2 separate regions of the Homo sapiens genome follow, and region 2 is linked to region 1. A link is a contact called in ENCODE Hi-C data. All regions are on one chromosome and are shown on one strand. The core of a region is the stretch at or near the end of the contact, and the rest is flanking DNA. Distances in the headings are between cores, read along the strand shown. Region 1 holds the start of MYEF2 (myelin expression factor 2). Region 2 holds the start of FBN1-DT (FBN1 divergent transcript).

Region 1 (3,198 bases), core at 349-2,848:
ATATTTTTAAGTTTATCATTCCACCGGTTTTCATTTCTATTTTTAATGCCAAATTCCAGAAAGCCCACATTTTGGCAAGCATGGTAGAAAGCACTTCATTCCCTTTCTGGTTCCTCAATTACTGAGGTGCACCACTCTTCATCCAGGAATAAACTCCACTAAGTTCCAATCTCTTATACCTGCACCTCTATTCTCCTAGAAGATGCTGCCGATCCTGTTCAAACTCATTTGAGAGCAAGAGTGTCAAAGAGCTGGGGAGAGCTACCCCATCTTTTTTGCCACCAACTTTTACACAGACTGGTCCAGTTCTTACCATACAATTTCAAACATGCTTATACAAAGGTCAGAAAGACCTTTCCCTTGTCTATTTTACTGTGAGCATATATCTATTGCTTTCTGCTCTGAGGCATAACAGAGAAGGAAAAGGATGTTTTCACTTAATTATTAACATACTTTCAACTTCAGGTTTAAGGAGGTAGGCATATGAAAGTAAGCGCTTAACTTCATATCCTCCCACAGGACAGGAACAAAGGAGAGCATAACATTTCCCTAGAACCAGAAATTATTATGGATTGGGGTCAACTAAATTCTTTATAGGCACTGGTGACAGCTGCGACCTTAAAAGTCTTCCTTCATTTGGGAAAAAAAAAATCTTAACCATCTATTATACCAAACTTAAGATAATCATACACTGAGTTAAAAAAAAAAATACTCTCCACAGCTGACGCACATTACCCAGTGGGAAGGGAAGCCACGCACATCGCACATTTCCCTTTTTAAAGTACGTCTAGCCAATTCAAGAGTAACACAAAACATAGAGTCTAACAGCACATTATTAAACTTCCTCTCGGTATAAATCAGTTTAAAAATGAACATACACTTTAGAAAACAACAAAACACTAAACTTGTGAAGCTCAGAAAGAAGCCAGGAATATTCCTTTTAAATATGTTCTCGGTGGTTAAGAGGAAATGTCCGATGATGTCATCCCTAGATACTCCCTAGTGATGAACACTAACTACTGGTCCTTAAAGGGGGACCATTTTCCTGCAAACCGTGGCGGTCGCTGAGCTTTGCTCAAAGATTCTTTAACCAAAGTCAGGGAAGAGGGGTGTTCGCTGTCTCGGGCTAGAAATCAGGGAAGAGCGCTGGTCCCCGGGCCCCCAGCCCCGGCTCCCAGACCACAGGCGGCCAGGCCTGGGGCGGGCGGGGAAGGGCCTGGGAGCGGCCCAGCTGCACCTGCTCCTCAGGAAGCCGATGGCCCGGGGGCGGGCCGGGGTCTGGGGGTGGTTGTCCCCCATCGGGGCACAGCCCGGCCTCTAGCCGCCCGGTAGACTCCCCGCCCCCCACCTCGCCCCGGTTCCCGGAGGAAAAGACAATACATTTTAACGCCATTGGAGCTGCTGCTGTGCTGCGGCTGCTGCTTCTCCGCCTCCGCGGGGTGCGGCTCTCGCCGCGGCTCGCCCGGCGGCTCTGCGGGCTGCAGGTGCGGGCTGTCGCCACCAGTGGCCCCGGGCACCTCGGCCTTGTTGGCGTCCGCCATCCCGCCGCCGCTGCCTCCGCCTCGGCCGCCTGAGCTGAGGGGCTCCGAGCGCGACAATGGCGGCTGCCGGGGAAGCGGTAACGGATCCCGATTTGAAAAGGCCCCGAGCGCTCAGTAACCCGGATCTCGCGAGAACCGGTCGAGACTGGGTGACTGGGAGATGGTGTGTGCCGGGTGCGGGGGGTGGGAGTGCGGGGGGAGGGGAGCCATGGGAGCTGGGGTCAGGGCCGCTGTTGCTGCAGTCGGCCCTACACCTGCCTGGGAGGGCTGGACCAGTCCTGAAAGCCCCCGGTGGTGGTGCCATGTCTGCCCACCAGCCCGCCTGTCGCTTGGCACCAGTGGAGTCTTCGCTTGCAAAGCGGGATTAGACATCAAAGCCCTAACACCCAGACTGTTCAATTCATTCCAGGTAGGGGCAGTTAAAGAACACACCACTTTGCATCTTTAAAGACTTCTTGCAAGTCCTCAGACTGCCTTTAGAAATCCTTTGAATTAAGCAAATATAAGTCTCTTGCCATTTCAATGCCTAGGCACCCTTCGGACATTCCATAAATAGTTATTGATGACTGATTGCAATTCACCAAAAGGAATGACTTTGAATTTCTTTGAGAATTATTTGTTCTTAGGGGGTGAGGATTTCCCAGGAACTCAACTATCAGCTTAGTAAGAGAAGACTGCAGTTTTTCTCTGGACATCAATCAATATGGGGAATCCATAATTATAAAATATCGTCTACTAGATGGGCTAATAATGGACATTTGAGGTTTTGACTGTGTGTTTATTGTATACTGATGGAAATTCTAGTGAAGTAGTTAGTTATACGCTCTCAAATTTAATTGCCATATGGAGTTTTAAAATACAGTCGTAGATTTTTCCCCCTAAGTATGAAAAGGAAACCGTTAAATTTAATCAACTCCTAATTCTCGAGTACTATAATCTTTCACATTGACATAACCTTTTTCAGCTGAAAAGTTTAAATGCCTTCCCAAATTTTTTTTCCATGAAGAAGCAAACACGTACAGTTTAGTCACTTTGCAGAATATCATACACACATCAGTGGTAAAGTTATAGTTAGAAAGTAATACTCAAATAACATAATTTCATCTTCGGCTTTTCAATGTGTAGTTTCCTACCCTCTACCGAAAAATACCAAGTTCAGCTACTTCATCACACACACACATACACACACACACATACACAAACACACACACACATAATCAGAACATTTTAATGATAAGAATGCTATTGTAGTTGCTGTATAAATTGTTTCTCATTCAACTCTGAGACATAAGATTTATAATCGCAGAAAGGGCATTCAATTGTGACAGACAAAATCTGGGTTAGAACCCCAGCTCTGCCTCTTTTTGCCCATAACTCCCTGGGCAAGTCACCTCATTTCTCAATCTCTCTACAATAAATAGGGATAGCAATACCGACCTTACAGGATTGAGGTGAGGATTAAAAGAAAGCACTTTATGTAGGAAAAAGTGCTATATGAACATAATGTAATATTACAATTCTCTATCTCCCTAAGCTCAGCAGGGTTTTAGTCAAAGACAAGCCAAGTGATTTTTCCCACAGCACTAAATTATAAGTACTTTCAAAATAGTCATCATTCTGTTATTCTTTTGCTATTGTTGAATTCAGTATGAAAATT
Region 2 (3,198 bases), core at 354-2,853, 470 kb after region 1:
CCCCTTTCAAATACAGCATCTACCAAGATGACCCCAAGGAAAGTACTTTCCTCTAGAAACAACCAGAATTGATATTGCAGGGAAAGGAACGGGCTTCTCCTCTTATCCCACTCGCAACTCCTCCCCTTCTTCCCCAAGGAACTCTTCTCGCCTCCCAAAATCTGCCTCAACAATGGCCCAAGATTCCATTTAACCACGTCCTCTCCTTTGGGGCAGAAATCTCTGGGAGTAGGGGCAAGGTAGTTTAACCACGAACGGGGTGGGGACTAAACAACCCTAGCACCTCTAAGGTGCCCCCAGGAGGTCTTGCCAAGGAGTCTTCCACAGGGAGAGTCATCCTGCCCGTTGTTCTGGATCTTGAAACTTGGGAGACCCACACCAAAGGAGGGAACCGGTTCCTTTACCCTTTAAGCGCGTCGTGTCCTCCACCGCCTCTTCTCTTGGCCCGACTGGCTCTGGTTTCCTTCACGTTCCCAGCCTCCAAATTGGCGTCCGCCCCATGGCTCGTGTAGGACGCTAAAAGCACGGTAAATCCCAGGGCGATCTCCAGCAGACGCCCTCGACGCATGATGCCGAGCCGCCACCGGCTCCCGCCGCCTCTTGCCGCGCCCGGGGCTCGGTCTGCGGCCGCCGCTGCGCCCTGAAGCGCACCGCGCCGCCGGGGTCCCGCTATCCCGCCGCCCGTCCCCCGGGCCGGGCTCCTCCCGCCTTCTCCAGGCGCTGCTCCCACTTCAGGCGGCCCCTGCCAGCTGCAACACAGAGACAAATCCCCGAGGCGGGGAGACTTTCAGGGCATCGGGATGCTGAAGCCTCGCGGTCCCCATTCCCAAGCCCAACCCGTGCGCCGCCTGCGCGTGGCGCAGTTAATTTGGGTAAGGGAAGACCGTTTGGTCCACAGCTGGCTGGAAAGCCCAGGCCCCCGGCGGCAGCAGCCCCGGCCGATCCCTCGGCCTCCCGGGCCCCGCCAGAAGAGCGCGGCGCAAAGTACCCATATCCCCAGCGGTCCTAAGCCCCGGGCGAGCTCTCTGGGTTTATTTTTTTTAGCGGCACGAATTGCGCGCGATGCGCGCTCTGAACGCCCCACTCCTCAGCCTGCCCTCTCCGCCAGGCTGGAAGCCAGCCGCGCCGTCCCCGCCGACTCCGGGCGATGCCACCGCCCCCCGAACATCTGACGCGGAGCCCGGCACCAAGAGCCCCGGGCCAGGAAGCTGTCAGGCAGGGGAGGGCCAGCGCCAGCTGTGGACGTTCCGGGACAGCCCCTCACCCCAGTCCCTGTCCCTGCCCTCGGCGCGGCGCAAACGCAAAAGCCTCCGTGGCCGCAGCTCCAGCCCCGGTGGCCGCCCGACCCCCGTCGGGACCCCGGCTGCACCCACTGGAGAAGCGGCGGCTCCGACTCCCGAGGAGGCGGCGGCGGCTGCTCCCAGTCGTGGCCGCTACAGCCACTGCTCGGCTCCGCTCGCAGCTGTCCCAGCTGTGGCTCCTGTCCGCTTGTGGCACCCACAGTCTCTGCCGCGGCTCCCGCAGCCCCCTCCTTTCCCCACCTCTTCAAGTATCGTCCGCGCAGCGGTTTCTCGCGAGAGAAATACTTTTTTTAAAAAAAGAAAGAAAAAGAAAATGACACCCCCTCCTTCGTCGCCCTCATCACCACCCCACCCCCCGGCCCCATCCATCCTCCCTTTCCACTCCCCTTTGCCAGCCTCCGCCTCGGTGCGGGGCCTCTCGCTCGCAGGATTAGCGCAGTGGGAGGAGGCAGAGGTGATCAGGTCCTGCCCGGCCTGGGACTTTTTGTCTTGAGGTGGGGAGGGGAGAAATGGGAAGAGGTGGAGTAGCGGTTTTAGCCCGCTCTGCGGCTGCGAGGTTTAGATCCGAGATTAACCTCTCCCGCGATAGGTGAAGCCCTACCGGAGCAGAAAGCTGTTCCACCTGCACCAAGAATGCGCGCTGGAGACGGTTGCCCCGGAGGCCCTGGCCCGAGAGAAAACCAGTCCCCGCTGCCCGCGCCTCCCGGTAGCGCGCTCCCTGCGCCTCTCCCGCCGGACACTCAGCAGACGCCGGAGGCCGGGAGGCTAAGACTGGGCGCGTCGCAGGCCGGGACCGCGGCAGAGGCTGCTGTGCCGACCGAGGAGAGGGCTCTGCCGCCCCCACTTGCCCTGGGTGTCGAGAGCCCACTCCAGACGCGGCTCTTCTGAGGCTCAATTCAAGCCACCCAGGCCTGAATCCAGGGTGCTCTCTCTAAGTCGGTGTCCAACCCAGGGGCCTGTAAATGTTGGAACCTAGGATGTAGGATGGGAGCGGTGAAGGGATGGTCCTCTTGCCCAGCCCAGATTAAGACTGGGGTTCATCTGGAGGACTCTACTTACACCCTCCCGGTCCCCTCGCCCTCCCCCACACACAGCTGCCTCTCCCCAGGATATGCGCGGCACAGTGAATTTAGTGGCTTTGAAAGGTATAGTATTTGTGGCATCCTTATATGGATAATGCCCAATGATGCCTGCACCCTGTAACAGTTTAGGAAGGCCTGAAGTCGCACACTGGGTCCTGGCTGCTGTAACTGGAGACCCCCAGAAGATCCCCTGCAAGCAGCCACCAGCCTGCTGTCAAGCCAATAATAAAAGCTCAGCACAAACAGGTACCCTGGGAATGTATCTTGTTGAAAGGGATTTTCCTTATTTGTAACCGTTTGTAAAGGGGCCCAGACAGTAGGGTAGAGAGACCTGGGCAAGTTATTCAACTTCTTTCCAAATACAAGATGGGACTTGTAGTGTCCACCACACAGGGTTGTAATGGTGATGATGGACATGCTGAACTGCTGTGATACATGAAGATGAAACAGAAAAACTGTGGGAACTATGAGCTGATCTAAAGCCATAGTCCTGTAAGTATGTATGTGGTGTACTTTAAGGTCTCACCTGCAAAAGGTCTCTTAGCAGATTCATGAATGAGAGCCTTGGTCACACACTCCTGGCTGAGTAAAGGAGATCATTCATTCAAGATGTTTTTACTGAGCACGAACTGTGTACTACTTAGTGCATTGTTGAACTAGACTTCAACAATTTTAACAAGGCAGGTTCAACAATTTGAACACGACTGACTTCAACAATTTAGTGAAAAGGGCAGAAATGTGTCTCCCCTCACACAGCAGGTAGTCAACAAGGAAAGGCAGACTTGAAACAAATAATGGACCAATTGTTAAGCGCC

What was found. Hi-C counts contacts between places; a loop is a spot of excess contacts on that map. Pooled maps may share reads with other maps.
Region 2: a map with no recorded cell type shows a loop between it and region 1 (10-fold over the local background). The contact joins the promoter of FBN1-DT here to the promoter of MYEF2 in region 1. A Hi-C loop is called at or near these places in 6 of 37 single-sample maps with no recorded cell type and 5 of 50 pooled maps.

What each region holds. Positions count from the first base shown.
Region 1 is chr15:48,176,697-48,179,894 of GRCh38, forward strand. It overlaps MYEF2 (myelin expression factor 2), which reads right to left and starts at 1,599. Exons shown (of 17, transcript NM_016132.5): 1 at 1,381-1,599. The coding sequence starts at 1,541. It also overlaps a transcript of CTXN2 not described here. RefSeq lists silencers at 941-1,110, 1,141-1,570, 1,741-1,840 and an enhancer at 1,543-2,194.
Region 2 is chr15:48,644,202-48,647,399 of GRCh38, forward strand. FBN1-DT (FBN1 divergent transcript) reads left to right here and starts at 1,604. Exons shown (of 2, transcript NR_183872.1): 1 at 1,604-2,629. FBN1 (fibrillin 1) reads right to left here and starts at 1,508. Exons shown (of 66, transcript NM_000138.5): 1 at 1,374-1,508; 2 at 405-749. The coding sequence starts at 568. RefSeq lists silencers at 483-532, 633-762, 1,173-1,352, 1,393-1,472 and enhancers at 1,546-2,070, 1,583-1,672.